3 separate regions of the Homo sapiens genome follow, and all the other regions are linked to region 3. Evidence: chromatin loops called from intact Hi-C (ENCODE). Cell type or tissue: GM12878. All regions are shown on one strand. Each heading gives the region's core, and the rest is flanking DNA. Links, peaks and the distances in the headings are about the cores only. Region 1 has its middle 10 kb from the start of GALNT5. Region 2 has its middle 110 kb from the start of GALNT5. Region 3 overlaps LOC105373712 (a long non-coding RNA gene).

Region 1 (10,846 bases), core at 1,954-6,953, 220 kb before region 3:
TTACAGTCTGTGATTATGTACTTGGATTGTGGCAAAATCTTGAAATGCTTATTAAATCAATCTTTTAAAAGATAAAATAATATTCAGTATCAATGTAGGATTAAGAATGGTCCGTTGTATGAAGCTTGAACCTTATCAAGCCCAAGGAATTAAAGAAAAAACTTTTTCAAAATTCCACAGCCTCCCACATATTGTAAATGCATGTATTGTGCCTACTTATTAAGCAAATACATGTGACAAAAATCCTAGGACTTACATTTTATTATTACAAATGCATCTGTCTGTGTGTCTGTGTGTGTGTGTATGTAGATTAGGGGAACGGTTGGGTATATAATCATGTGTCATTTAACAACAGAGATATGTCCTGAGGAATGCATCTTTAGGTAATTTTGTCATTGGGTGAATATCATACAGTGTATTTACATGAACTTAGATGGTATAGCCTACTACACACCTAGGCTATATGGCATAGCCTATTGCTCCTAGGCTACAATCCTATACAATATGTAACTATACTGAAAATTGTAGGCAATTGTAATACAATGATAAGTATTTGTGTATCTAAATATATCTAAAATCGAAATGATACCACAAAAAAAATTGTATAAAAGATAAAAAATGGTATACCTGCATGGGGCACTTGCCAGGAATGGAGCTTGCAGGACTGGAAGTTGTTCTGTGCCAGTAAGTGAGTGAATTATGAGTGAATATGGAGACCTAAGCTGTTGCTGTACACTACTATAGACTTTGTAGACACTGTACACTTAGGCTATGCCAAATTCATTTTAAAATTTCTTCAATAATTAACCTTAGCTTACTATAACTTTTTAACTTTATTAGTTTTTAAATTTTTTAACTTTTTGAACTTTTTGTAATAACACTTAGCTTAAAACATAAACACATTGTACAGCTGTACAAAAATATTTTCTTTCTTTATATACTTATTCTAAAGTCTTGTTTCTATTTTCAAAATTTTTTGTTTTACTTTACAAACATTTTGTTAAAAACTAAGACACAACACACACATGAGCCTAGGCTTACACAGAGCCAGGATCATCCATATCACCATCCTCCACAACCACGTCTTAACCCAGAGGAAGGTCTTCAGGGACAAGAACACACATGAAGCTTTTATCTCCTATGATAACAATGACTTCTTCTGGAATTCCTCCTGAAGGACCCACCTGAGACTGTTTTATAGTTAACTTTTGTTAATGAGTAGAAGTACACTCTAAAATGATGATAAAAACTATAGTATAGTAAATATGATAATAAATTATAGTAAATATAACTTTACTACAGTGAATACATAAACCAGAAACATAATCACTTATTATCATTATCAAGTATTATGTACTGTACATAATTACATGTGCTACAATTTTATATGACTGGCAGCACAGTAGGTTTGTTTACACCAGCATCCCCACAAACACATGAGTAATGCATTGAGCTGTGAAGTTAAGATGGCTGTAATATCACCAGGCAATAGAAATCTTTCAGCTTCATTATAATTTTATGGGACCATCGTCATATATGAGGTCTGTTCCTCACCAAAGTATAGTTATGTGGTATATGACTATATGTTTGCTTATGTGTGAGGAAGACAAAAAGAACAAGGCAAATTAATTTTATCTGCCAAAGCTTACGTGTGTTCATGTGATATCACAAAAGCTTCACAACATCAAGGGGTCCATAAGCTGCACTTTCTTAAGTACTGGTTCATTACTATCTAGTTCCCTAAAAAATCAGTTAAAGCATGTAGAGACTTTCATACACTCAGCACATAAGATGAGTCCAAGTAGTCCATTTCCAGCCATTTCAGAAAAATTAAAATCATAGATGACACTGTTGAATGTGTTTTATGTGTCTGTGCTTTTCTAAGCACTTGACTCATACTAATTCATTTAATTCTGACAGTAATGTGAGGTTGGTGTTCTTATTACCCTTCATATTACAGAAGAGAAAACAAACACCCAAAAAGCTTAAAGTATTTATCCAAGATCCCAAAGCTAAAAATGGCAGAACCAGGATTCAAACCCAGACAGTCTGTCTCCACAGCCTTTCCCTAGTGTTCCTCAATGGGGCCCTGTTATGTAGGGTAGTATAATACATGATTGGATGGCACTGACATGCATATTGCAGGACATAGAGCATTCCTCCCCTTTTGCCATTAATTACTACTAGCACCCACTAGGCATCGTGACAACAAGAAGTGGTACCTAACTTCCAGCATTTCCAAACATCTGAGGGTCTATTCACCTACTCACACATTCTCTCTGTTTCTATCCCACCCCTCCACACACACACAAACACATACACAATCCAGTATACATACATGCATTCACATACTCACACACAGCCAAAATTTGAAGTGAAAATTAAAAGTTAACTGAGTTCAAAGTTTTCCTTTCTCTATTCTTTTTTCTTCCTTGTTGCTTTCTTGACAAACATTGCCTTTACTCCATCCTTATATCTAGAGGGCATGGGGAGGAAGAAGAAAAGAAAAGGAAAAGATAATAGAAACACAAAAATTAAAGGTAAAGAGAAAAGGAGGAAGAATAGAAATCAAACAGAAGGCAAAAAAATAGATATCTATAGGAACTATTGAGATAGGAGTTTTCTGCTCCTAAGTCACTGAATGAAGTAAAAGCAATCAGTAAATCAAAACCATTATCTGACTTGCCTTGCCTCAAAACTCATTTATGTATTTCAGAGAACCACTGAATTTCAGAATGGAGCTGGTCCAGCTAATGCTGTAGTCCAAACCCCCACCTAATGGAAGAATACCCCCTACCGTTTCTGTGACAGATGGCCATTCATCCTCTGCCACATGTCATTTACAAGAGCAGGCATATCGTTAACTACTTTTAGAAGAAATACACGTGTCTTTTGTTTAGTACTAATTGTTAGAAAGTCATTCTCATTTAGAACAGAAATCTGCTATGCTCCAGTCTCAGTTCTCTCTTCTGGAACCATACGGAATGAGTTAAACCCTTCTTCCACAGGATATTCCTCTAAAATTTTGAAGTGGTTATTATGTTGCTCCTGAGTCTCCTCCTACCCAAAATAAACATATGCAAAACATATGATCTGCCCTCCAAAAGGTAGTATACCTGGTAGTGTATGGCCAATGTCCTCAAAAGGCCTGTTTCATTTCTTCCCGAGTAGTAAATTTTTTCTTACAGAGCTCAAAGTCAGCACCTCTGGTGTGTATTTGTGTGGGTATGCTCTGTGAACTCTACATATATACATATGTATAAATATGAATATGCACACACAAACGAAGCACACATGGAGTTTGTACATTTGTATATAAATATGTAGACACAAATGTGTATATCCATGTAAAATATGCACATTGCTCCTCTTTCCTTCTCTTTCAAGTGCTCCTTTCTTGTGTGTTTTCAGGCCAGCCCCAATACAACCAGAGCTCACCTATTTTTAGGTTTATTTCATCCCTCTGGAACTGAGTTGGGTGCTTTCAAGTTCTATGTACATTTTTTAGCTTAACCAGGAGTGGATGCTTAACAAACCCTTTTCTCCTGTGTGCCCAGCCCTGAGTATTAATCCTCAGCTTCCAAGAGTAAGAAAAACACTCAAGCACACGGCATCACAAGACCTGAATGCCTCTGAAAGTATGTGATAACAGCAACGAAGTTGAGATCCTGGAATAACCAAACCTGACATTAATCTGAACCCATTTTTCTTTTCCTCTCTTAGTTTGATTTCTAATTAGGTATTGCTTCTGCCTTTTTCTCTGTTTATCACTTACCCATTTCCTACCCTATTTTCAGAGGAGAGAAATAAAAACTTTTCTTTGATATTGAAGGAAATGTCCAAAGGGTCCTGAGTTCAAGTCTCTTTCGTTTCTCTAACTGTAGTCTGAGTTTCACACTTCACTGCCTTTGCAAGCCTCAGATGGAAAGGTTATTTCCAGGTTATGATAACATTATTGGATCCAAAGTCATTGTCATCATTTCATTCCACAGAAAGTTATTTTGCACTTTCCCCTGGGAGCAGGAATTGAATTGGTGGGGAGCAGGGCAGGGGGAGATCTGAAACAGCTTCCAGCTTTTTCAAAAAGATTTTCATTTCATCCCACTTCTTCACAGCACATGAAAAGAGCCCTCAAATGCCCTACATAGCACCTGCTGTCTGCTCCTCCCACAAGACTTCTTTTTCTACTCCTCTCTTCTTCCTTCTCTTTTCTTTGCTATAATGGAGGCCATAAAGAGGACAGGATCATTTCAGGGGGATGGATGAGAAGAGGAAGGAGAGTCAGGATCAGAGGACAGGACCCGTTCTGAGGGCATTCCCAGGGCAGCACCTGGGAGGCTGCAGGGCAGCAGTAAGTTGGATAGGGGTTGCTGCTCGGATGGAGGTTGTCAGGGCCAAGGGTAGGGGACCCAGCACTCATGTTGTTCTGCGTGACAACTTTGCTTAGGCCGAGCCCTACAGAAACTCGCTCAGGTCTTTGTTCTCTTAACTCAAGCTTTGCATATGAATCACTGAAACTTTTAAATGAGTGATTCAGAGAGCAGCTGAAGATTTAATTCAGTTTCTGCCAAAAGAGACCACGGAAGGATTTTTATATCATTACTAATAGATTTTCAAAGGGCAAAGTCCTAACATGCCTGCAGTTGTTAAAGAATGTCTCTTTCTACAAATAAAATCAACAACAAAAATCTCTAGTGCCTTCTTTTTATTCTCGCCTGTAGAATTTCTCCTAATGCTTTTAGATACGGCAATTCCACTTTCTAAAATCCTTTCATGATATCCCCTTCTTTCCACGTTTGTCAGAAATCATTACTCCATATCTGCTTCCCTGTCACCTTTTATCACTCTGTCTCAGGAATGCTGTGGGAGTGTCCACATGCCTTCTTTGTTCTACTGTCACTCATTGTGTTTTCTCCTTGCTTAGAGGCATTGGTTAAAATGCCAGCAGGACTCTCGAAGCTCTCTGAGAAGTCCTTACTCTTGTTCTGAGGTAGCACATTTCTTTCTCCTCTTAACAGCTGATTCCAAACTTTACCAAGTGCATCCAACCCCTACCCACTGTTAAATAAAATTTATAGGAAGTCATTGAGTTGGACTGAGCTCCTGAACTAGGCCCCAACCGACCAAATCAAAATGGAATCACTCGTGCTAAAGTTCCTTGGTACCAAACTAAAAAAGTTGCTTATTTCACCTTTCAGGAAATCAGGAGAGAAAGACCATTGCCAAGTATCCAAACAGGCCAGTTTTAGCTGGTAGAGTCAGGAAACATCCTTTTAACCCTGCAAGGAAAGTAACCTGAAGTAACCTGATGGTAACCCATCTGCTTTTTGTATTATGCTATATGTTTGGTCCTGCTTAGACTGTCCTATAAAAACGAACTGTTCTACCATGCCCATCAGAGCACCTTTTCTAAATTTGTGGAGGAGATACTGCCCCAATTCCTGTTAAATCTTTAAACTAAATTTGTTACAGTGTTGTCTTTTGACATCACTCACCCTCAACTCTTCACTGTTCACCATTAGTCTATCTCGTACTTCTCTGAGAAAATCAGAAGTCACCAGGCCCGAACTCTGAACTTTGCTTTCTTCCACTCATTTTTATCTGTCCTGGAACTGGAACAATTTCAAAACAAAAGGTGTCTCTAATCTTTTTTTACAATTAAATTATAAGCCTGTATTTGTAAACTCATTTCTTGTCTCCTCTGGTGACACACTTTTATCTGATTAGGCCGTATCCACTCTCTTTATAGTATCAAAGCCCTCACCGTCATTCGTAGAAAGAACCCCTGGCACAATCTTGACTCTAGACCTGGAGTCTGGAGCTCCTACCCAACTCTGCTCCAAAAATATCATATTTTATAAAGATTTTCTTCAAACAATACTGTAATTGAAGCCTATAGGCCTTCATTTTAAATGTTATACAACTCAATGATAACATAACAATTTGAATGTAGAGGCAATGGGACGAACTCTAATTTTGAGAGTGGCTTCCATTTAAACGTTTTAAAAGCATTGATGGGTACTTTGCACCTGGGGAACAGAGTAAGAAGGGCATCTGGCTGGGCCCATCCAGGGAGCACACAATGGCCTGCTCTCTTTAACAGCCTAAGGCAGCACTGCACAAACCAGAGAGTCTGCACTGACCTTGTGGAGACCAGAACTGCAGCTCCTTCTTAGGACCAAAGAAGTAGGGACCTCATTTCTTGAGGATCTACAAGCTGTAATAATGGCATCGTCCACTTTTTTCCTGCTTGGAATAGTAAGAAACTAAAACACTGCACTCGTTTTTTGGTCCAGGAATTGTCCTTATTCTTTCCTTAGGTTTTTGTTTTTTAAAAAACAGCTTTATTTAGGTATAATATATACACAATAAAGTGCACATTTCTAGGGTGTACAATTGAATACATTTTGATATTGTGTCCATACCTATGAAAGCATCACCAGGATGAAGACAGTAGACACACCTCCATCCTTAAAGGTTTCTTCATGTCCCTAAATGATAAGAAAACCAATCCATTAACAAATGGATCAAAAATTTGAAGACGTAATTCACCAAAGAATGTAGACAGTTGGCAAATAAGCACAGAAAAATCTGCTCAAAATTGTTAGTCATTAGGGAAATGTAAATTAAAACACAAATAGATACCACTATATACCCACAAAAATGACTACAATTAAAAAGTTAAGTGTTACTGAAAATGTGGGGAAGTGTCAGTGGGAATATGAAATGATACAAGCACTTTGGGGACATTTTGGCAGTTTCTTAAAAGTTAAACACACCTTAGGTTTAGAAACAGAGGGCATAGCTTGTATATTTGTGCCTTACGTGCACTTTAAGAGACTGTGTCTTTAATGAAGACCCACTCTATTAGTAGAAATGATCCCTCTTCCAGTCTTCCCTCTTGATCTAGAAAAATATCTTAAATAGACTAACATGTACAATTAAAGTTCAGATTTTATTCCATGTGTGATTAGACTGTTCAAAAGAAGGGCAATAAATATGTAGCACTTATGTTAATTGGTCTCCCAGCCTGCAGCTTGCTTACTACCAATTTATTCTTCATACACCCACCCGCTCTCTATCCAAAACCCTGAGAGTATCACACTCCAACTTTAAAAAGCTTCTAGCCCTTGAACAGTAAAAATCCAAAATCTTGAACAAATACAACAGAAGCTCAGCCAACAATCTTTACCTCGTTGCTTGCCAATCTACTGTAAAATCTAGTACTATCAAACAAATCTTAATTATCCATTCATATTATTCTCATGCCTTCCTCCCTCAATGTTTTGAGCCTGCTTTTACCTCTGCATAGACTGCTTTTCCTAAATTACCCTCTCCCTATTCATAAGAGGAATTCACACTCAGTCATCACCCCCAGGACACCTTTCCAAACACCCCTCCAAATAAGCTATTCCAGTTTTCTTATTTTAATATTAATATGCTTCTGCTGCTGAACCTGTGAGCCTCAATGTATGGTTGGTGGTCCAACTCTATCAGAATCATTATCTACTCCAGTTAAAATCCAGATTGCTAGGCCCTACAACCAACCTTGAAATCTCTGAGGGGAGAACGTCAGAGTCTATATTTTAACAACACTTCCTCATGAAATGTTTGATGGACACACATATAAATGAAAACAACTACACTAAATTATGGGCTTTGGCTTCTTTATTTTCCCAAAGCTTAGCACAGGGCCTAGTCTAGTATGTGGTCGGTACTCCATAAATATTTTTTAAATATGCACCTAGTTACAAAATCTTCATTTATTTCAAATACAACATATTTAAATTTGAACTTTTCTTTTCTCTCAAACTATCATTTTCCCCCTACCATTCCTGTTTAAGTTACTGAAGTTCTTACAGAGCCACCCTGAGCTATTTTCTCTTTTTATCCCCAAAGCTATAATTAACCAATACTAATAACTCAGTTAATTAAGATTATGAGTTGCCAGTTTTGGGCTCATTGACAATATGTCCTTCAGGAACCTGCTCACTTTCTCCATTTTAATGACTAGCACAGTTCTTTGTCCAAGGAAGATACTCAATTAATGTTTTGCTTTTAAATTTATTAAATTTTTCCTAATTAAACTAAAATATTTTTTAAGTAAAAATTGGCTAGGGACCTGTAAAGTAGTATAGCACAAATGTTGGCTTAGCCTCACTACTCAAAAATCAATGAAAACTGAGGTCTAAACACAATAAATTGTCTTTCAATAATAGGGTTCTTGTTTTTTTAAACTTAGGCTTAACCAATTATGATTTATCACTAATACAGGCAACCCTTTTCAAGAACAAATGTGTAAAGGGTATACTGATTCTCTTGGTCTTAGGAAATAAGGTCATTTGTTAGTCAGCTTCCAAATTTTATTTAAAAAGAGACATACACCAATGTTTAATGACTGCCAGAAGTTGTAACTATTCATCTTCATTGGAAGAATTAGTTAAAATGGAATAATATTTCCATTTGTATTTTTACTCTACCTGTTGATATTGCAATAATGCCTGCCTTTTAGTATATGATTTTAAAACTTTTCTTTCCTTTTATGGATTTGTTTCACAGGATGTTATTATCCAGTTGATTACAACTTGTCTCTTCTCTAAAAAAGAGAAAGAGAGAATTTGGAAAGAAAAAAATCACATTAAAATCCGAAAAAAACAGTAATTAGTATTTACTTGGTTTTCCCATTTAAATTTTCTAATTAGTATCTTCATCCTGTATTGTCTGAAGTCGCAATGAGTTGAAATTAATTATCCATGTGGATATCCAATTTTTCCAACACCATTTATTGAATAAACTACCTTTTCCACTTTATGCATTCTTGGCTGTTTTGTCAAAGAACAACTGATTGTAAACTTGTGGATTTATTTCCGGGCTCTCTGTTCTGTGCCATTGGTCTATGTGGCTGATTTTATGGCAGTATCATATACTTTTTATTGACACAGAGTCTTGCTCTGTCACCCAACCTGGAGAACAGCAGTACAAACTCGGTTCACTGCAACCTCGACCTCTTGAGCTCAAGCTATCCTCCCACCTCTGCCTCCCAAGTAGCTAGGACCATAGAGGTGCACCACGATGCCCTGCTAATTTTTTTATTTTTTGTAGAGATGGGGGTCTCATAATGTTGCCCAGGCTTGTCTCAAGACAGTAGTATACTATTTTGATTGCTATAACTTGGTAGCATATTTTTGAAGTCAGGTACTATGATGCCTCTAGCTTCTTCTTTCTCAAGATTTTTTTGACTATTCGATATCTTTTATGGTTCCATACAAATTTTAGGATTTTTTTTCTATGTCTGTGAAAAACGCCAGAATTTTGATAGACATTTTATTGAATTTATAGATGACTTTGGTTTGTATGAACATTTTAAGAATACTAATTATTTCAATCTGTGAACACAGTATATATTTCCATTTGTTTATGTCTTCCATTTCTTTCATCAATATTTTATAGTTTTCAGTACACAGAGATTTCACCTTCTTAGTTAAAAATGCTTTCATCTCCTTGGTTAAAAAATATTTATTCCTAAGTACTTTTATGCTATTGTAAATAGGCTTGTTTGCTTAATTTCTTTGTGGTTTAAAATCAACTCAATGTTGATTAAAGACCTAAACAGAAGACCTAAAAGTGTAAAACTACTGAAAGTAAACACAGGGAAAAATCTTGACATTGGTCTGAGTGGTGATTATTTGGAACTCCGAAAGCACAGATAACAAAAACAAAAATAGACAAATGACACTGCAGGAAACTAAAAAGTTTCTGCACAGCCAAGAAAACAATCAACAGAGTGAAAAGACAACCTATGGATGACAGACTATATTTGCAAACCATACATCCAATAAGGAGTTAATATCTCAAATATATAACCATGTTTATTGCGCTCCTACTGATTGACAAAGAGCTCAACTCAATATCAAGAAAGCAACTGGATTTAAAAATAGGGAAAAAAAATGAGTAGACCTTTTTCAAAAGAAGACATACAAATGGCCAACAGGCATATTTTTAAAATGCTTAACATCACTAATCAGTAAGGAAGTGCAAATCAAAACCACAATAAGATATCACCTCATACATTTTGGAATGGCTATGATGAAAAAGATATAAGATAACAAGTGTTGGTAAGGATATGGAGAAAGGGGAACACTTGTACACTGATGGTGGGAATGTAAATTAGTACAACCATTATCGAAAACAGTGTGGAGTTTCCTCAAAAAAACTAAAAAATAGAATTACCATATGACCCAGCAATCACACTTCTGGCTATATATCCAGAGGAAATTAAATCAGCACCTTGAAGAGATAGCTGCAGTCTCATGTTCGTTGCACCATTACGCATAATAGCCTAGATATGGAATTCACCTAAGTGTCCATCAACAGATGAATGAATAAAGAAAGTGCAACATACATACATATATATCACACACACACACACACACACACACACACACACACACAAGAATGTTATTTTGCCTCAAAAAAGAAGAAAATCCTATCATTTGCAACACTGTGGATGAACCTGGAGGACGTTACACTAAGTGAAATAAGCCAGGCATAGAAAGACAAATACTGCATGATCTCATTCATATGCGGAAGCTAAAAAATTGAACTCATAGAAGTAGAGAGTAGAATGGTGGTTACTGCGGGTTGGGGGATGGAGAAAGTTGGAAGGTATTGGTCAAAGAATACAAAGTTTCAGTTACGCAGGATTAGTAAGTTCTGGAGAGCTAATGTACAGCCTGATGACCATAGTTGATAATAATATATTGTATACTTGAAACTTGCTAAGAGAGTAGATCTTAAATGTTCTCACCACACACAAAAAAAGATAATTATGTGAGATAATGGAGAT
Region 2 (10,846 bases), core at 3,446-8,445, 320 kb before region 3:
TAACAAGGGGTATAAAAAGAATGAAAGAATGCAGAAAGAGTGGAGAGGTAGGAGAAAAGCAAAGAGAGAAAGAGCCAGAAATACAGTGTGACCAGAAAAAAAAAAAAATTGTAAGAGAAAGAGAAAAGCTGAAAGCTGTGAATTTAGTACAGAAAAAAAAGAAAAGAAAAGAAAAGGGCAGAAGGGAGAGAATGTATATGTATATTTTCACCCAGTTAAAGGTTAAGGAAAAAAGAGAAAAAAAACCTTTTGAAGATTTAACATGGCTGAGTTCATCAGTCCTGTAAAAAGAACTGCAGTCCTTATGTCATGCAATTGGGTAAGAGTATTTTGAGTCTCCACTGGGTAGAGGAAGACAGGAAGTAGAAACAGGTGGATATCTGGCCTTGGGTATAAATTAGACTTTTCTTATTGAGTGCTAGAATTCTGGAAGTCAATTATTTAATAATATTAAAATTACTTGAGATAAGGAATTAGTACTTGATAAACAATTATGAGAAATTAGCAAAAGATGAAAATATTTAACTGGATAGACTACCTAATGGTTGATATCCTATCATTTGGCAGATGTCTTTATAATAGGAAATTATTTTCCACTTAAATATTAAATATTTATTGTAACACCTGATACTTGTAAAGACCTCTAGGGCTGGTTGCTGGCTATAAAGCTGCTGGTTGTAAAGACCTCTAAAAATTTTGCTAGTTGCTAATGTAGGGGCAAACCCTCCCTCAGACAAACACATCCTTGTGTTTAAAGGTGACCAAAGACCTATTCATTGTCACATGCAATTAGCTAATATTCAATAGCAATGTTTCCTGATAACATTTATTCCTGATACTCTGCAACTCTCAACTCTTATGACAATCCCTTCCTGAGTCTTCACCCATCTCTCCAGCCATCTCTCATCATATTTTTGGGCTCACCTCCCTTCCACTCCCCTCCTCCCTTTAAATATTGTTGTTTCTCAGAGTTCTGAATTGGTTTTCTTCCCATTTTACAAATGCTCTGTAAACATTCCCACCCACACCTGTGGTTCCAACCACATTTATCTAATTATTTTTAAAGGATGTACATGATTTTGTGAAAGAGATAGGTCCTGGGCCACAATTTGGAAACATGTGGGGAAGTCAAAGCCATAAGAACCATTGTATTTTTATTGTTACTTCCACAATCTTAGCTTTCACCTTTGTTCAGCTTCAGCTGATTTAGATAGGTTTTTATGGTAAGGAGAAAAGTTTTATTCCAACCTCCCTACTAACCAGTATGAAAAAGTTGGAATAGGCTTCTACAGACTACCTTCTATATGCTACCACCCAAACCTCTATCTCCCACTCATTCTTCTCCCTAGCATGGAGTCTTTTCCAGACTTCTTCATTCAACTGAAAGACAAGCCGGAAGGTTGAAATAGAATTTACTTTTTCCTTTCATTTGCAATGTCAGAGTTTTGATCATTTCAAAAATTGAAGTGCTTTTTAAAAAGAGAAGAAGGACATTCTCTTTATTCATTTTGAATAAAAGCAAACATCTTTTTGATATCTTAAAAATTAACATGAAATAATTTATATTATGCTTGACCATTTATATTATTTCCCCTTTCTTAGTACTATAAGTTGATATGATGAAAAATGCATAATACATTTTATAATCCTTCTGACAAGGAAGCTTTTAATTGAACTTTTAAAGTTAAAATCTTCAAAGATCCAGAATAAATTTTGGCTATATTTTTCCTGCCTATGAAATTCACCTAGAAATTTTTTAAGAAGGAGGGATTAATTAAGACTCCTCCTCCATATTTTATTTTTAAACACAGTATCTTCAGATGTGCCTAATACGGGGACTTCACTAATCTCCTTTTTTATGTTAAGAGAACGCTTTTTCTGTTTTAATCTGTCATTGTTTCTTTAGCTTTCTTTCTTTTAAGATAATGCTAAACTTAGAGAAAAGGGATTTATACTTTGAAATATTTTCACAAAGTTTTCTTCCAATAATTATTTTTTGTTTGCTAAGGAATGGTGGCACTATGTCCCAGCAAATGAAATGTTGGATGTGCTCAAAAAATAAAGGGATTCATTCTAAGTGAACGTAGTAATACTATGGAGGGTACTAGTAGAAAGGGAACCATCCGTTAAGCCAAACTTTTAATTTGTTTATTTTCTACAATACTCTGAATATCTTCCATCTATCACCTATTAAATCATACTACTAAAGAAAATAACCAAATTTTGCTTGCTTGAAATATGTAAGCTTTCTAATACTCATAATCCAGGCTCCAAGACATTCAAATTTGAAAATATGTGCAAGATAAATTATCTTATATTTTATTAATTGAATTAGCTGTAACATGGGCTTACTGAGTACAGGCCCTAGTTAAATACTGTGAAAAGACAGCCTGCAGATTGCTACAGGCTGCAAAGAGTAATAGAAGAAACAAGGATTTTGAAATCAGATCACCAGTGTTTGAATCCAAGAATTTGTTCTATCACTTACTATCAGCATGAACTTGGAGAGGGTATTTGACCTCCTCAAGCTTCAGTTTTCCAAATTTGAATAGAGATAATATTTACAAAGTCCTTGTGAATAACAATATTGATGTATTTTATAAAAATAAGCTTCCCATACATTGCTTGAATCTTAATCGATGTGCCAAAAATTGTTAATGATATTAATCTGTCATTGCAGAGTAAATATTTGCAGTGGTTTCTAAAAGTCTTACCTGAAACATTTTACCTCCAAAACATCCTCACCACCACTACAACCACTGCCTATTTTCCTAACCTTATCCTTTGCTTCTTTCCCTCACTCACACTTGGTTCCATCCATACCAAATCACCCCTACTCTCCAGAAGCCTTTACCCAGGGAGCACCTGCCTGGAATTGCCTAGTTAATTTTGTTCCGCCTTGAAGGTTTCGTTCAAGGTCACAAATTCTGGAAGGCCAATTATGTCCACTTAGTGTGACTTAGGTGCCTCTCCTCTGGGCTTCCATACCAAACCACACGTCTCTGTATTGTTGCTCTGTCTGAGCCTAGACTGGAATGAAAAGCAGTCTTATATTTATTTTTACTTCTATCTCTAAAGCATAGGTCAGTGCCAAGCACATGCTTTGTGCTCAACCAATGTTTTTTCTATAAGATAATGAATAAATACATAAAATAGTACTATATCTGAAATATAAAATATGTTCATTATTAAGCAGGGTTTTTAAAAATGTGCATGCCTCTCAGAGAGGAAGCTGGGTTATCTTCTAACATATTATTCAAAACTAGATTATTGCTAATGGAACAAAAGACAAATTCCCCATACCCCATGAGAGAGGGGCTTCAAGGTGAGAGAGAGGTGGATGAGCTAGGGAGAAAGTAGAAGTCATGAAAAAACGATGCTCTGCAGTCCACCAGGGACCTGCCCTTCTTACCAACAATGGAAATACTGAGTGGATGATCAGACTTCTTTCTTTTCCTCTCATAAGAGCTCCATTGCCAGCTAACGATGTAGGAGCACAGAGTGATGCTTCTGAACTGAATTGGCATGTCAGATATATGTTCGTGTGAATAAAAATGCAACACATGATAGATTTAAGTCAACAAGTTTAGAGCTGAGGTACTTGTAAGAGGGCTGAATATATACATATGCATGTGTGTTGTATGCATTTGTGTATGTTTAAACTTCCAAAACCTATAACAACTCTCCTACAGATGATACATAATTCTGTTGTAAGGGAAAAGAAATTACATGCATTATTGAGAGAGACTGCCTGTCTCCTGTAGACCTGGAGTCATTCAAAATCACATTCTTTAACAATGGTTTCAAATAATGTAACTATGCCAGAGAGGGGTTTTATTGTTTTTACTGCACTGACCCTACAGTGTAGCAAATTACCCTCAGGTCCTGGGAGACAACACAATGACTTTCAGGAGCAGTTTCCACATGTTCAACATTTAGTAAGTAATATGGACCCCATGGGACATAATTCCAAGGAAAGAAATGGAGCACGACTTGAACTTCCCAAATTTCCCCATAATTTTCGAAAGGCTAAGTGTTAATTACCTCAGGATCTCTGGGTAATAGCTAAGATAGTTTCATCTCTACTCTCCTTTTGTTGTGTACTTGACGGCATGGAAAGGAGAAAAGATCCCTTCCCCTTTCCAAAAAAAAAAAAAAAAAAAAAAAAACAGAACCAAAATTTTCTTATCTTTTTGTTTAGTTTCAAACTTTTTCAGTCAATAATCTGTCAAACTAAAGGGTCTTTCTTTTCCTTTAATCACAGGCTTGACCCAAGGAAAGGGAAGATAATATTCACTTTCTCTATGTGAATGTTCACTGACAGATAATTCAATTATTGCAGAAAATTATTTTAAACATTAAGATGCACGAAGTTCAGTTTTTCTCTGTTTCTGCTACTATCACCAAGCTATTGATAAGATGTCTAAATTTATTGCAGAATAATTCTGCAGGAAAAGAGATAAAAGGTTCCTGAATAAAATATGAGGCGAGAGCTGTAAATTGTAGCAATGCATATCATTTCATTCAAATGTAGGAAGCAATTACCATCTGCTATACTCATCAGTTCCCTCCTTTATGACTTAATTATATGTTTAATGCTATCAGATCAAGGAAAGGGCACAATAGATGAATGAGTGAGAGAAATAGAAAAGATTCTGCAATAAGACAAAAGGCAGCTGAAAAGTAACCTAAGAAGAGAATTGATTTCATTTGTTGGGAGAGGAGTTAATTTAAATAGTATATTCTATCATCTCCAGTGGTGCACTGAGATAATATAAATCATGTGTTTGTGAATTTGCTTCATACAATTTTAACAAAAGCATTCAAGTTTCTCAAAACCTAAGGTCTGCAGGTTTTTATTTATTTATGAAATGGGTAACATTTACAAAGAAAGAGCAATGACTGACAACTAAAGCATTTAAATTATTATTAACAGTACTAGCTATACAAGCAGTAGCTGGCAGGGAAAGGCTGACAAACTCTCCTTGGTTCTCTGCTATCTGGCTTGAAACATCAACAAAGATCATATGCTAGGCTCTAAGAAAGAGTCTTGATGTTCCTGGTGAAGCCATCTCTATGCTTTCACACATTTTTTTCAGGAACTCTTCAAACAAGATGAACCACGGTTCAAGAAAGGAACTCACACACAGTTTGATTAGTTAAGTGTGGAGGTTTGTCTTTCTCAAGGTATTTTTAAACTTTTTAAAAGTATATTTAGCACATGGGAAGAGGTAAAGCATTGGCATCTCTGGAGAAACTGGAATTTTCTGTAGTTGCATCAAGCCCAAGATAAACTTCTTCTACAAGCATGGCCTTGAGTTTGTGGCATAGGTGTACTATGCATGGGACCAAGATTTGATCCAGGAAATTGTTTCCTATGTAAACTCGAAAATTTACCATACCCCATGTAAACCAGATAGTTTAAATCCTTGAAAATTTCATATTTACTTAGCATAATTTCAGCTCCTTATTCTTCAATTACATGCTTTTAGAGAATGGTTGCCTCAATACAATTCTCCCTTCTCCAGTCTTCAGTCCTTAGGATGTGGTTGTCTATCATACAGGCCAAACAGAACTGAGCCTAGTCCACGGAGATGCAGAATGACTCCTATTGGGCTTCCCATTTTTATTTTTGTAGTCAGATATCAGGATTTGTGATTATTGGTTTATATAAGCTCTTCAGAAGAAACTTTATTAAATAAATTTTCTATTTCATATGTATGTAGAAAAATATTTATTATAGTTTTGAAAAATACTTTCTTATATAGTGCCTGAATTTTCTTTTTATAAATTATGTATGATCAGAAACACTGTGCATGGTCTCAGTGCCTATGGACAATGCATGTCTAACAGTTTTATTTTGTCATTTAATGTCAGCATATTCTATTATTCATGATACAGCAATCATAAGATATAAATAATCTTTAAATAACTCGTCAATCTTCCTGCAGCACTTTGTTACTGGCTTTCGTGTCCTGAAGTGAAACTGACCAGAAACATTAAACTCTCTGTATGAATCATATGGAGTGAAAATTGCTACTCAGTGAAGCAAACAGATAGTCCAAAGGTCAGAAAAAAGTTTTAGTTTTTCTTTCCTGTTATTAACTGACATACGTTTTATACTCAAGTCAAGAGTTCTCATTTTACCAACATGTATTTTTTCTTTACCAACATGGTTGCTCAAAAGTAACAAGGTGAAATTTTATTAGTTTTTATTTTCTTTTCTTCAATTACACACATATTCACACAGATACCTTATGAAAAATCAGGTCATCACTGTTCCACAGGCATTAATAGGGTATAGAATTATCTAATTATTTTAAAAGGATTTACATGATTCTGTGAAAGAGATAGGTCCTGGGCCACAATTTGGAACCATGTGGGGAAGTCAAAGCCATAAGAACCATTGTATTTTTATTGTTACTTCCACAATCTTAGCTTTCACCTTTGTTCAGCTTCAGATGATTTAAATAGGTTTTTATGGTAAGGAGAAAAGTTTTATTCCAACCTCCCTACTAACCAGTATGAAAATGTTGGAAATAGGCATTGCCTACCTGAGAAGCTGGCATCTCAGTTGGTTGTTCATCAAAGAGACACAGGCAGGCCAAGCCCCATCTGGGACCTAAGGAAAACTCCCATGGAGAGAGGATGGTGTACTACTACCACACTTTGTAAAATCTTTATCTTGGTACTACATATATTTTCTTATTGTATCCATCTATATACACACATACACACATACAGTCACTATATACTGCATACATATCTATCATATATGCATATGTACATCATATGTAATATACATTATATATGCTTATATGCCTATATGTGTATGTAATATATATAATATAGCATATATACATACATACATGTAAGCATATACAGATACATGTGTGTATACATATGTGTATATATACTACATAATTTGTGTATATATAATAAAAACATATATAAAATGTACATATGTATATATAGTAGGGGACAAACTTTTTTCTTATAAATTATTATTTTTGATTTGAAAAATCATAATTATATACATATATGAAGAAGAATATGATAGGTTGATATATGTATACAGATATGTATAATGTATCATGTGTAATGTATAATTATTAAATCAAGCAAATTAACATATTCAGTACATCAATGATGTATTATTTTTTATGGAATTACTTAACTACCTATGCACATACTATTAAAAATATGACTTAAAATCTTCAAGTCAGCTTCCCACAGGACCACAGGACTTCAGTGATTTTCGTTTTGAACAATGCAAAAGAGTTGTCTAAAGGAAGTACCTTATTTATAGTATTTCCTTAAAACAAGAAAACCTTTCCTACCTAACCCTAACGAAGTTACTATTGATAGACAAAATCTTACCATGGTCTTAAAAAGACAAAGACATCAACCTTTGTAGCCTGAATTAGAATCCTTGCCTATTCAAAATATGGTGTTAGTCAATGTTTGAACTAATCTTTTTGTCTTCCTAAACAATCACAAAATAGTTTATGAAACCAAACAGCTTGTACAAGGACATTGTATTTTCAGAACTCCAAACTTAGGAAAGATCAGAGACCAAAGTAAAAACCTATGCCAAAACGTAATACATTTCTCTCTCAGTCCATGCAAACAATGATAAAGAAAATGAAAGGACAGAGGTCAAAGCCAGGGTAAACTTCAAAGACTCCTGAAAGCCCAGAATACTTCTTGCTAAACCTGATTCTCACTATTAGGGACCTCTCATTCCCAAGCAACATGGCCCTCCCTAGCATACTCCAGGCAATTGTGAGAAGGCCACTATATCCACCTTCAAAAGGTCTTGGATTTTATCTGGCCCAAAATGGAAAAGAACATTTATCCTTTACTACACTGCAACCTTTCTCTTTGGAGGGACATAGAAAATAGTGATTTGTGTCAGAATTAATACCTTTCCTAAGGGAACAAACAAGAGCACTTCCTTGGGGTTATCAAAGAAACTTAGACTCTCATATTAGGCCCTTATAGGTTGTTAAATGAATCTTCATTACATTCAAAATGAGATGAAATAATTGACTGAGGATACCAAAAGAATAAAGCAGCAAGCTTACCTATAAATCAAAGAGGCCTCCCTTTTCTTCTCTAAAATGAATAAGTCTCAAATATATGAGGAGATAATTGAGAGTCAGTGACACAAAGAAACATCACATAAACCTATCTATGTACAACACAGACCTGGCTACATTTGTTATTACTCTTTAGAGTTGTTTTTCATTTCAAAAGGAATAAAACTACAGGTCAGAAAATTTCAAAACTTAGAAAAAAGAAAGAAAAATGATCATCTTGATTGCAAAGAACTCCATTTACTTATTCATTCTTTCCCATATATAATTAGCATTGAATATTACATATGTATCAGACACTGTGCTATATCCAAGAAATACAAAGATGTTTATAAGCCCCTCCCTACAGAAATCAACAGTTTCTTTAAGAAGATAAACTCAACAGTACACAATTAAAACACAGTGTCATAATTACTCAGAGAGATGCATATTTTGTAAATGATTTCAATTTGTACCTAGTTTCAGGAGGATTATGCAAGAGGTGATGAAACCTTAATTCTGATGTTGATTCCGCTAGTAATTAATTATGTGACTTACAGTTTTCTTTTCTGGGACCCTGTTCCTTCATCTGCATAATGAAAGAAGTTTGACCAAATGCTCTCTACACTCCCAGGTCTTCATTATCTTACTGCATGGGAATTCCCTTGTTAATTCTCCTCATCATGGATGGTGGTGTTTAATACCCCACAACAATTTACCCTTTAACCGGCCCATCATATCAAAGGAGGCCACCTATGTGTCTTTTTGTCATCCCCTATCTTCTACTGATTATCCCATTTTCCCTTTTGGAAAGGAAATAGGGAACTTTATAACTATTATGTGGTCATCAATATGCCCAAGAGACAGTAAAGGAATTGTTTTCAAGAGAAAGATGATAAAATTCCCTTCACTGTTACAAAATTCTCTATGCCCCGAAGAGAATCCTGGCTCCCACAATATATTTTCTTACAACACTTTTCTGGATGAGACTTCTCTGCTATTAAAAAAGGATTATTCTGAGTAAGTGGTGAGGATGCCTTCGACTATTTAGCATAGATAAGAGAATTGCCACTTGCCTGGATCCTGGGGGAATGGAGAAATAAGTTCTTTCCACAGACACACCGAATTGATTCCATTATGTTTCCATTCTTCTTCAGCAGGGACACTTATCTTCCTTTATACTAGACAATTTATGGTTGAAATTCAGTAGACGCCTCTGAATCTCTTTTGCACAGTCCATGTAGAGACTTCTCTTCAGCTGGTAGGTTGTCAGTATCATGGTAGACTCATCAGAAGCCAAAGACTGAGTTTTACACTGGCCTAGATGGAAAGATTTGGTGATTTCAGTTTTTTGCTTATCAGTCAACTGTCTTTATTAGAATCTTATTCATTGTCGTAAACCATAAAATTTCTATTTCCTTTTAGCTAACCCTTAGAATGAAGTTGCTTCTCAGGGGAGAATAAAACAATCTTTTCAGGGGAAATCTAGGATAACTTACGTAAATGTCTAACTATAATAAAGTATAGCATCAATTATTGTCTCTTAAGTATATAATAAAGATCTTATCCTAAGCCCAACTCTCATATCTGAGCAAAATTGATAAATAGGGGAGGAAGACAGATTGTAGTTGACATTCCTGTAACTAAAGGAGAGGATGTTTTGCTGTATTTAGTCCACAGATAGAGATAAGTGGAAAGGTCAGAATGGTCTCTACTCCACACTCAACCCCATTGAATGGCACCTGAGCTGTTCTTACACGTAAAGACAACGAACTATTTTCACAAAGGACCTGAGGCACCTAGGGCAACCATAACATTGCTGCCTGGTCCATGACAAGCTTATCACAGACTAGAAAATATACACATTCTTCTCGCTGCATTGAAAAACATAGTAGAGGCCAGGCACGGTGGCCCATGCCTATAATCACAGCACTTTGGGAGGCTGAGGCAGGCAGATTGCTTAAGGCCAGGAGTTCGAGACCAGCCTGGCCAACATGGCAAAACCCCATCTCTACTAAAGATACAAAATTAGTCAGGCATGGTGGCATGTGCCTGTAATCCCAGCTACTCAGGAGGCTGAGGCAAGAGAATCACTTGATCCCAGGAGGCAGAGGTTGCAGTGAGCCAAGATCGCACCATTGCACTCCAGTCTGGGCAACAGAGCGAGACTCCATCAGAAAGACAGAAAGAAAGAAAGACAGAAAGAGAGAAGGGGGGTGGGAAGGAAGGAGAAAAGAAAGAGAAAAACATAGTAGAATTCTACAAAATGGGCTCCAGTATTTTAACATCAACAACCAGCATGTTACAGATAGGTAGATAACGAGCAGGGCAAGGGAGAGCTCTCCCCGCACCCACTAGGAATGTCAAATGATGGTTTGGCAATTATCACATTGCCTCTCCAAAAATAATAATTCGGCAGCCAAGGAGAGACAATCTCTTGATGGTCCACACCGGTTAACATTAAAAATGTTAACTGAATGCAGGCCCCAGGGAGAAGCAACTTTTTGGGCATGTGTGTTAACAGACAAAAATAGCGAAGTATGATCTTCTAGGGGCACACTACACCGGAAAAGGGAAGAAAAGCCTCAGATGGACATGCATATAACTCCCTAAACACACTGGTCATGCTCAGTTCCCAAGGGTAAGGAGGACACTGCACATGTAGAAAGCCCACCCTAAAACAACAATCATGGGAAAGAGCAAAGCCTATAAAGTCCTAGGATCAAGGTTAAAGGCTCCGTTTTTTGCTGTCTTCTTTTGTTTTTGCT
Region 3 (10,846 bases), core at 2,647-7,646:
AGATGGATCTTGTTAGTATAGTTGAAGATGGAAGGAAACATTGCTGGTTCCTCTTCTCATAAACGTACCATGTGATAGAGCTCACTTCTAAAAAGAGATGAGGAAAATAAAGGCATAAGATATATATACCATGTAACAAAACTGCACTTGTACCCCTTACATTTATACAAGTTTTTATAAAGGCAAATGTAAGTATGCTTTCTTTAAAAAACTAAAAAGATACATATACCAAAATATTTAAAGTCTTCCCATGACAGCATATTGAGTAAACAACCATTGGCACTACTATATATTTTTGCAGCTATAAGAGTCATTAGTTGTTATGTGCTAACATATAAAAGGAATCAAATTTAATATATCCAATTTGGAGGAAACTGTCCTATTGTCCTTTGTCAATTATAGGTTTTAAACATCCTTTATGAAATCACGTTTTGATGTCTTGATTTAGGAAATATGATCAGAGTAACTTGACATCAAATTAATCATACCTACTTTCTTATCATATTTGCTTTACACATTTTATAGACACAAAAACTTGAGTTGATGGTCTAGATTAAACTCAACCATTTCCTGGAGAGAATCTGCGAATATTCTGTTCAAATCAACAGCATTTAGCAAAGGCCTACAACATGTCTGGCTCTAAGTGTGGGAGAACGTGATGCTGAAGTGAGCAAAGCCTAGCTTCTGCCCTGCACGAGCCTTGAGTCTAGCAAAATAACTCAACATGCCCACCTCTACAGAGTACAAGACAGAAAACAGCACAAAGCCATTCAAAGGACACAACAGAGAAATTCATCTCCTCTTCAGAAGGGAGCCGAGGTTGCCTTTGAAGGTGAAAGACAAATTTAGAGAATCAGCACAATTTCAAGTCAGAAATGGTACCAGGGAAGAACCAGCATTTCACATGTGAATGAGAAGGAGAGTCATCAAGAGGAGAAAACTGGGAGAGCTATCAGAGATTGGCGACAAAGCTGGTATGGCAGGAATGTGGGCAGCTGCGTAAGACAGAACTACCGAGCACCTCATTGGTGTAATGAATACACTGAACTTGATTCAGTTATCAAAAAGGAATCGCCAATCTTTCTGAGTAAAGGCATACGTTACTAAATGGGGATTTTAGGAAAATTGATAAGACAGTGGCTTATAAGATAATTGGAAGGAAGAAAGCTGAAGACCAGTTCAATTAGTGCCACCATCTTAAAAATAGTCAATTAAAGCTTGTACTAGAGGCCAGGCAGGATGGCTTATGCTTGTAATCCCAGCACTTTGAGGGGCAAGGCCGGTGCATCATTTGAGGTGAGGAGTCGGAGACCAGCCTGACCAACATGGCGAAACCCCGACTCTACTAAAAATACAAAAATTAGCCGGGTGTGGTGGTACATGCCTGTAATCCCAGCTACTTCGGAGGCTGAGTCAGGAGAATCCCTTGAACCTGGGAGGCAGAAGTTGCAGTGAGCCGAGATTGTGCTATTGTACTCCAGCCTGGGAGACAGAGGGAAACTGTCTAAAAAAAAAAAAAGTTTGTGCTAGAGCAGTGTCCGTGGATAAGAAATGGACAGAGTAGAAGAAAGAAACACTGCAGAAGGATAAGCAAGTTGTGAATCCTAGGCATAAGGAGCAATGGGAGAGGGACTTGCAACTCTGAACCATCCTGGGGACCAGGGAGGATGATGCTATCACAAGCAGTGATGGCAGGGAACCTAAGAATTTTGCTCTGTTATGTGACCCAATTTCATTACTACCACTACAGCCAAGCTCTTCCAAACAGTGTTCAACTTCTGAGTCCCAAAAATTAACTCATGAAAACCTTGCCACATTGGGAAATCTAATTTTTTCTTTATTTCACACTACAGAAGCCATTGGCAATGGAAGGTTAATAAATAACATTTCATAGCTTTCCAAAAACAATCATTCTGAAAGCGAAGCGAAATACTCATCTTGAGCTCAACTAGAAAATGGAAGGTCTGACCATCTCTTCAGACCAATGTCCCCTCAGGGAATCTGGCCTGAACATCAAAAGGCTGTCATGAAATTCGTTTCAATTGCTTCATCTTCCTCTATCGGGCAACCCCCCCGTGGTTACCATGAAGTCATACTCTACCACTGAATCTTATGAGTAGGAGAAGTGCTTGGATGGCAATGGTGAGGCAGCTGGAGGTGGGCCTTTAAGGATCTGTTCAAAGGAATGGTTTAGAATAGTCTAAGCTATAAAAATAATCATAAACTATATTAAAAGGAAAATGGAGTTAGTCAATGCTATGGATACCCACTTGAGTGAAGAAAATAGTGTAGGTAGCATGGCAGACATCTCCTATAAGTAGCCGGAAATATTTAGCTAACAATATTGGCCTTGGCCCTCTGATAATTGTTTTTCAAATATACTTAAATATGAGCAGAAGAAGGTCTTCTTCAATAGTGTCTCTGATTCTAAGCCCTTGTAAACACATTATTACCTATTGTTTACTCTAACACTATTGGAGCCAAACTCGGAAGGAGAGTAGAACCCTTGGAGCTTGAATGGCCAAATGAAGACCCCCATGAGGGAAGACCTACAAGGGAATGCATGTGTGTGATGCTGGGAATTGATGTATTGCCAGGGGCCAGGTTGGGCTGATTCCAGGCTATCAGTTAAAGTGATGTGATGCCAGGAGAGAACAAGTGTATCAATATCCAGGGAATGGAGGAGGCTGAGAGCTGACTTGGAAACTGAGTGTGACAGTAAGAAGGACATTACAGAAGAGAATACAGAGGAATAAGAAAGACAAAATAAGACATAACCGGATGAGTTCCAAAACAAATCCATGAGTATGACCTTCCACCCTGTCTCCACATCTCTCATATGCACAGCCTACTTTGCTATGCTTGCTCAGATGTGTTCTTCAACAGCAGACCTCAGCTGGTGTTACAGGCCTAGTTTCAACGTCAGAGGGCCAACATCAATGATACCAGTTGTTCAGGCCCTGCTCTGATGGGCGTCTGATGGGAACCCAGCCACCATACTCTGAGAAAGCCAAGCAGCTCCATGGAAAGACCACGTGAAGGTGTTCTAGCCGCAGGGTCACCTGTGGACTTAACTGAAAGCCAGCATCAAACACCACACATGTGAGCAACTGAGCCTTCATATGATTCCAGCCCTTAATCCCTGCACCACCCCAGCTGATCTTGAGTGTAGCAAAGATGAGGTTTTCCAGCAAAGACCTGTTCAAACTGCAGGTCTGTGGGCAAAATAAATGTTAATTTCAGCCACTAAGTGTTGGGATCATTTGTTACTTAACAGCAGATAACCAGAATGGTACACATAGTATGACTTCAGAATTTACAGTGAATTCAGGGAGACAAGCATGTTCACAGATGCGTCAACCATGTCAAGGTACGACACATGTACCTTAATTGATCCATACATAAAAATGAATGTGTATGCATATGCATATCTAGTTTAGGCATAGAAAATTTCTAATACATAAAATTAAAAATAGTTACCTCTGTGGAGTAGTCCTGGGTTGTTAGGGAAGGAAGACTTCTTTTTATTTGTCTCTTTGTATGTTCTAATCCTGGTTTTATACACGTACTTACTTCATAACTTCAAAAACAGTTTAAAGTTTCAAAATAATGGTAAAATAAGAGAAAAAAGGCTAAACAAGTCCTATAGGCACCCCATGAGTACTACACGTTAGATACCCCTTGAGAACAGTAGGCAACCAAGTTGTTGGGAAAAGCTGCATTTTATCTCTGTGTCTCAGTTTCACATCTATGTAAAAAACAGTGCCAACCTCATAGGATTTTTGTGGAAATTAAAGTTCTGTAGGACTACCTGACACAATAGTAAGCACTCAATAAAAATTAATAAAAATATCTAAGAAACCTGGAGCTGCTGAGCACTGGCATGGCATATGAACACAGGGCCCCAAGTGGCAAAATTTGACTGTTACTTTAAGGAGAAATACCTTTTGTTCTCCTTATATCAAAGAATAAAAAGGAGCCAGCATTTTAGATACAATGGCAAGGGAAGGTGTAATTTGGCTCTGTAACAATGTGATAACTTCTGCAAATGCCACATTGACTTACATTTTCCAAAACACAAAAGACCATGAAATTAAAACCTCCATCCCACTTCCCCATTCTGCTTCTCCTTCTTCAGGGTGTTCACTGGGCGTGACAAGTTGTCTGTGTATTACAGATGACTGTCATCCATAGGTGGCCGAGGAAATTGTGTTTACGATAGTTTGACATCTAATGTTTAGCTTCTCCCTGTATTTTAAGAAACTAGACATTATCTCAATTATGTAAAAGAATTACCAATTTTTTCACTTGTTTTCCTGTGTAGGTTTCGCATTCAAGTTATTTAGGGTGGGCTAAGTCACTTAAAAGATCGAGTGGGGTGATTCAGCCTTCTTCTCCCCCAAAGTGTTCCATGTTCTAAAAAGTTTGCAAAAACATGATCTAGTTCTAGAAGTATGAAGGGTTGGAGTAGTCTAAGGGATAGGGAGAAGTTGAAATTGCCCATGAGATTACGTGACAGAAGACCATAACCGTAAGTATTTTCATAATTGACAAGGAGTTATTTTAAGTTTTTTAGATTTCAGGGTAATGGTGTCATCATTCTGCTTGCAAAGTCAAATGAGTAATGATCAGTTCCTCTCTGATTCAGGGACTTCTGTTGCTGCTTCCTGTTTGGTTTAACTCACCCAAGTATCTTAGAAACATGAAATATTGTTTCAGCTTGGTAAGGATGTCTGGGCTTGATTTTTTTTTTTCTTACGAACCAGGTGTTTTACCCCATGCAAATTTCTGGCATTTCAGGAAAAAATTTTTGTTTTCTTTTCTTCAACTTGAGGATGATTTCACCTACTCAAAATATAAGAAAACTCTTTACCTCCACAATTTTTTAGAAGGAAAAACCTTCCAAAAAATAGAGAAATGCTGTGTGGTCAGGAATACTTTGTTGAATTTTATTAATTTAGCCACTTTAAATCCCTTTTGGCATAAACTCAGTGAGATTAAATAAACCAAGAGAGTGACTAAATAACAAAACCTCTCTGATTCCATCACTGTGCAGTGAATATGAACAAATGTGTATGTGAATTTTAATGAATATGAAGAGTGGGCTATACAAATTACATACTTGAAGTTCTTAGTGATACGTTAAATTGAATTGTATAAGGGCATGAAGAGTTCCTAATTAACTCTATATGAAGTTCTTGAAAGAGGAAAAAAATCACCTACAAGAATTCTGTGACAACCGTTATCCAGGACTTTTAAACGCTGGTTTAAATCACCAGCAAACAAGCTGTACATAGGATTTACATAGTCAACTCATGTTGATAAAACATAGTCAGCTCCAGGTCTTCCAGACCATTTCCCCCTCATTTTGGAAAAGGAAACCATCTTCAGATAACAAGCCAAGGACTCTTGTTGATATCTTGTAAGCACCCTTTTATCACAAGTAATTAGCACACAGACTGCTTCAACAGAAAAGGCACTGAGGTTCACATTACTTCAAAACAACAAGAAATACAGCCCCATTAGCCCATAGTCTGGGGCTAACCACAGCTTCTATTCTTAGCCTCCCAGGGTCCATCTCTTACTCCACCACTGAAACCATCTCTTCAATGCTCTGATGAGAAACAACAGGACACCTACTCTAACTTCATTCCCTCTAGGTAAGGAATTCCACACTTTCTTACCTATCTGCCAAAGCACACACACCAGTTCACAGCCTCTTACCTAGGGTAGAGGGTAAAAATTTAAACTTCCATTTTTATGCATTATTTCCTGCTCATTTGTATGGGCCATGTTTGCTCGTCAATTTAACGTAGTGTCTACAGCCTGGGATGCAGTGGAGAACTTCAGAGGTCTCTAACTTTCCTTCAATAATGGTATCTGCCCACACAATGGAAGCTTATTAGTACATGAAAACCCTGCTTATTCAGGATTTAAACATCTGGAAAGCTAGAATAAGCAATTCTAATTTTGCAGCAAAGAGAAAAAACATAAGTAAAATTGTTTTGTTATAAATTTTTTTTCAAATCATAAAGCTTCTACAGCATACCAAAGGGTCGTTGTATTGGCAGGGTAAAAAAAGGGGTTGCTGATGTTAATTTTGACTTGATAATCCAAGCATTTCTCTCCCTGTCCCGAAGAAGGGTGGTTTCAACTAAAGAATTTCAGATCATTTTTTGCCAAGAATTAACACCCCTAAGCCCATAATGACTGACATCCAGCAGTCAGTACAAACAAAAATGAAACAAAACAGAAAGTCAGCACCTAGTGACTCTTCTGCCCTTGGATGGAGTGGTCAGGCCTCTCTGCTGCTTGCTGACTCTGGAGTCTGACACCCTTGCTTCCCTCCAATGGGCCTGTTTGCCCTCAAGAAGACCCTTTTCTTGCCTTGAAACCTGCAATAACCGTCAAAGCCACAGGGCCCATCTGGCTGTTCCAGTCAAATTGCTGCCAGTGGTCCCCGTAACAGGAAGCATGGCGGCACAGGTTTCCTGAATCAAGGGTACTTGTGCTCAGTGGAATTCTGGTGTTAACAATGGTATATTAAGTTTTATATTTGTTCCGTATGCTGAGAATACTATTCAGTAAACTGAAGTTTCTTAAACTCTCTGAACCTCAGTCACCTAAACCACAAAATGAAGATAATAATATTTATTTTTGCAGGGTTGTTCTGATGATGTGAAAAAAAATGCCTAGGACATTGGCTACTATATAGTCACTCAAAAAACAAAACCCTGGCTGGGCACAGTGGCTCACACCTGTAATTCCAGCACTTTGGGAGGCCGAGGCCAGTGGATCACGAGGTCAAGAGTTTGAGAACAGCCTGGCCAATATAGTGAAACCCCGTCTCTACTAAAAATACAAAAAGTAGACAGCCATGGTGGTGTGCACCTGTATTCCCACCTACTTGGGAGGCTGAGGTGGGAGAATGGCTTGAACCCAGAAGGTGGAGGTTGCAATGAGCCAAGATCGCACCACTGCACCCCAACCTAGGTGACAGAGTGAGACTCCATCTCAAAAAAAAAAAAAAGAAAAAAAAAACACAACAAAAAACAAAAAACAAACAAAACAAAACCCTTAGTAGTAGTCGTTGTAATAGTAGTAGTAGTTAGAAGTAGCAGTAACATTAATAAAGATATCTGGAATGATATTAGAACAATGATGAGAAGGGGGAAACAAGCTGAGACCCAGCATATCACTGACCAATCAAGCTCTGAAGAACAATTGTGGCAAGCATGAGAATGCTAAAGTTCAAGAAGTTTGAAGTCCAGCACAGTGGCTCACACTTGTAATCCCAGCACTTTGGGAGGCCAAGGTGGGAAGATCACTTGAGCCCAGGAGTTTGAGACCAGCCTGGGCAACATGGCAAAACCCCATCTCTACAAAAACTAAAAAAAAAAAAAAAAATTAGCTGGGCATGGTGGCGGGTGCCTGTGGTCTCAGCTACACAGGAGGCTGAGGAGGGAGGATCGCTTGAGCCTGGGAGGTCAAGGCTGCAGGGAGCCAAGTTTGCACTATTGCACTACAGCATGGGTGACAGAGTGAGACCCTAACTCAAAATTTAAAATATCAAAAAAAAAAAATTTGAGTCAGTGAAGTCTGCTTCCCAGCAGAGCAGAGATGAATCTACAGAAGGCATCCTGGAGAAATGGCAGCATCACTTCAGCCTTCTCCACCCACATCCTCTCTAATGAGGCTATTCACTAGTGGGGTCCATTCTCAGAGGTCACTCCAGTGGGTATCAAACCAACCTCCAGAGAAGTTAGACCTGTGGTCAGACCCCAGAAGAGTTCTTCAATCCAGGGAAACATCTTCAAGATTTTTCTTCATGAAAAAAAATCAGTTTTAATACATTTTTCTTTTTAATGTGTGTTAAATAACCCTGAGAATACACCTCAAAAATTTCAGTGATGCCATCATCACCAACAGCAAACAGAGATTAAAGATTTGTATGTCCCCATTACTTGCCATAGCCTGTCCAAGCTTGGTTTGGATGATTGACTGCTTTGTCACCCTGGAACTCCTGGAATCCCAGTGTATCCTTTGGGGGAGACCTGGAAGCATGAGACCCACAGCTTTAAGCCTTTCTTTTTTGGGTTCTGGATTACTTCTCTGGGAAACTTTCCTTCATCACTCCTTCTAAAGGGTAATCTGAGTGTCCTTCCTGTGGACTGGGTTCCATTACAGCACAGAGGATTTTTCTTAACACTGCATATTTTAATTAGCTCTCTTGTCTGCATTTCCACTAGACCGTAAGCTCTCTCATGGTACAGGCTCTTTCCTCTTTTCCACTGTGCATGTCTAGCACCTAGCAGAGTGCCTGGCAATGGTTGGTGCTCTCTCTATATTTGCCATATGAATGGATGAGTGCTAGAGCTAGAGGTAATGGTGGCAGAGTACATACATCACAGGTTAATGGCAACAGATTCCAAGAGGGAACAGAGGGGTTTATGGGACATGAAGTCAAGTCCCAGGCTAATATAGCTCCATGCCTCTAAACAAACTTAGTGACTCCAAAGGTATTTGAGCCTACTTGTAGACATTCCAGTTTTAAATTTGCATGTTACAATTCTGGTTGTGACTTTATACTTACAAAGCAGCAGCCAAAGTTATAGCTATACTACCGGTAGGTATGTACCACAGAGAGATGAACTGGCCCAAGGGACAAGATGTTCCTGTAAACAGGCATTTGCATTTGAAAATGTGGCATTTGGGGTACAGTACTTGGTGGCAGCCAAAACTGCCTTCAGAGAGAAAGTATAGATGGAAGAAGAAAGTGAGAGTGGAGGAGTGTGAATACATATGCATCATCTCCTTGGCTCAGCAGAGCACAGCAGCAAAATAATGCATATGCCATGATGATTAATGCCCTGGGACTCAGTCATGCTTTGCAGATCCAACAACCAGCATCTCATACCTTGGGCTGATGGAGAACCCAATGCAATCTTACTAAGACTAAATGCAAAGAAATGTTCTAGAGGAAAGAAATGTTGTAGTGACAATTCAATGGAAAACACAGTTTTAAGTATATTTTATTTCTGTAAAAGTTTATTGGGCATAAGCAATTATGTTTATGTTTTAACAAAAATATACTGCTATTTCCTAAAAAGAAATTCAGGAAAACAACATTTTTTTCCTCTCAGCCTACATAAGTGATCACTTACTGCTGGAATATGAGATTAGGTAGTGGTAGACAGGCTATAGCAAGAGAAGACACGATCAAGGCCCCAGGGTAATTTGAAGAGGGAGGGAGAAACTGAAGAAATGAACATGAGTGTGTGGACCAGGCATCCATTATGCTGAGGACAAGTATGTAAAGGCCTGAGTTCAGGAGGCTTTTTTCAGTATCAAGAAATCCAAGTGAGAACTAAAAAATAGGGACATAAATTCTCCTAACCATAGAGCAGATTCTACAGGCAAGAGATACAAATATCTACCTTCCTGGGAAATAAAGTGTTTGAAGAAAATAATGAGACCTTCAAACTCCTCTAAGGCATTTTAGAAAGTCTAACTGCAATAAAGATAAGAAAGTTGGAAACTTCCACATATTTAGACTATAAAAATCAAAGTAATAGCTAATAGACAAATTACATCTACTTTTGCTGCCCCCCTCCCCCAAAATTAAAATATTGCATAAATTGAAAGGTCATGGACTTAAACAAAATAAAGAGAAAATAGAGACTGATTTTGAAGATTTATTATTTTGAAAACATCTTAACCAAAATATTTTAGAGGTTGAAAATATATGTGGCATCTATAAAAATGTAAATTTGGGCAGAGAACTGGTTTGTTTTAGAAAAACAAAACTCACTTTCATCACAAGACAGAGAAGCTCAGGTCTTTCCTTGCAGCCGTTCTATACACTTCAGTGCTTTGAAGGAGCTGGCCATGAGCACGAATTACTCCAGTATTTCTATTTGCTCTAAACTCCATTCCAACTCTGCCTTCACTTCAGATTTGTAGTCATATCCGTGAGCCTCTCACCATTTCTAATGATCTGCCCTTTTTTATTTGTCTCGGTATTTCCTTTTGTATTTGTTTCTTTTCCTTATTTAAATACATTTTTCCCATGATTATCTCTCTGTTGCAGATAATTTGTAAAGTAGAGAGGATCCCACTACCACCAAAAATCATCATGAACATTTGTCTTAACCTCCCTAGTCCTTTTTTATTATTGATTTTAACCAGATGAGATAATTATGCATAAATAACTATGTATATTCTCTTATTACACTTAAATAGTGTATCTTAAAACACTATCTTGTTACACTTAAACACTAACACTACCCGCTATAATTTTCTTTTATCACTAATAACTAATCACAACATGATTTTAATAGTGATATGACAGTCCATACTATAGCAGAACCATAATTTTCTAGTTTGATAGTAATCTAATTTTATTAAATATTGTTATTTCTGATAGTTCACTGTTAGAAATAATAATGTGATCAAATTTGAACATAAATCTTTGTCCATATAACTATTAGTATAAATCCTTACATTAAAAAATAGTGGTTTAAACCCCATTGAAAAGTAGGCAAAGGATATGAACAGACACTTCTCAAAAGAAGCGATATATGTGGCCAACAAGGATATGAAAAAAAGCTTAATATCACTGATCACTGGAAAAATGCAAATCAAAACCATGATGAGGTACCATCTCGCACCAGTCAGAATGGCTGTTGTTAAAAATTCAAAAAAATAACAGATGCTGGCCAGTTTGCAGAGAAAAGAGAACACTAATACACTGTTGGTGGGAGTGTAAATTAGTTCAACCATTGTGGAAAGCAGTATGGCAATTCCTCAAAGAGCTAAAAGCAGAACCACCATTCCACCCGGCAAT

Evidence for each region. A loop is a pair of places that touch in the nucleus more often than their neighbours do. Peaks named below come from ENCODE experiments on the same cell type or tissue, not always from the same donor. Only the 100,000 strongest peaks of a DNase experiment are listed, where the experiment ranks them.
Region 1: it touches region 3 in a loop (2.8-fold over the local background); 1 of 110 quality-filtered maps calls a loop at or near these places.
Region 2: a loop joins it to region 3, with 2.8 times the contacts of the local background. A loop is called at or near these places in 1 of 110 quality-filtered maps.

The regions. Positions count from the first base shown.
Region 1 is chr2:157,242,078-157,252,923 of GRCh38, forward strand. No RefSeq gene overlaps it. Among named protein-coding and RNA genes, the nearest start is that of GALNT5, 10 kb to the right of the region's middle. RefSeq lists an enhancer at 3,884-5,083 and a silencer at 4,458-4,547. In GM12878, for the core only: no CTCF peak of the experiment used is centred there; a DNase peak (open chromatin) is centred at 4,474; H3K27ac peaks cover 473 bases.
Region 2 is chr2:157,144,917-157,155,762 of GRCh38, forward strand. No RefSeq gene overlaps it. Among named protein-coding and RNA genes, the nearest start is that of GALNT5, 110 kb to the right of the region's middle. In GM12878, for the core only: no CTCF peak of the experiment used is centred there; a DNase peak (open chromatin) is centred at 6,045; H3K27ac peaks cover 255 bases.
Region 3 is chr2:157,464,941-157,475,786 of GRCh38, forward strand. It overlaps LOC105373712 (a long non-coding RNA gene), which reads right to left. Exons shown (of 4, transcript XR_923513.3): 4 at 1-87. Among named protein-coding and RNA genes, the nearest start is that of CYTIP, 26 kb to the left of the region's middle. RefSeq lists enhancers at 1-30, 4,201-4,420. In GM12878, for the core only: no CTCF peak of the experiment used is centred there; DNase peaks (open chromatin) are centred at 4,111, 4,621, 5,531 and 6,315; H3K4me3 peaks cover 3,054 bases; H3K27ac peaks cover 4,114 bases.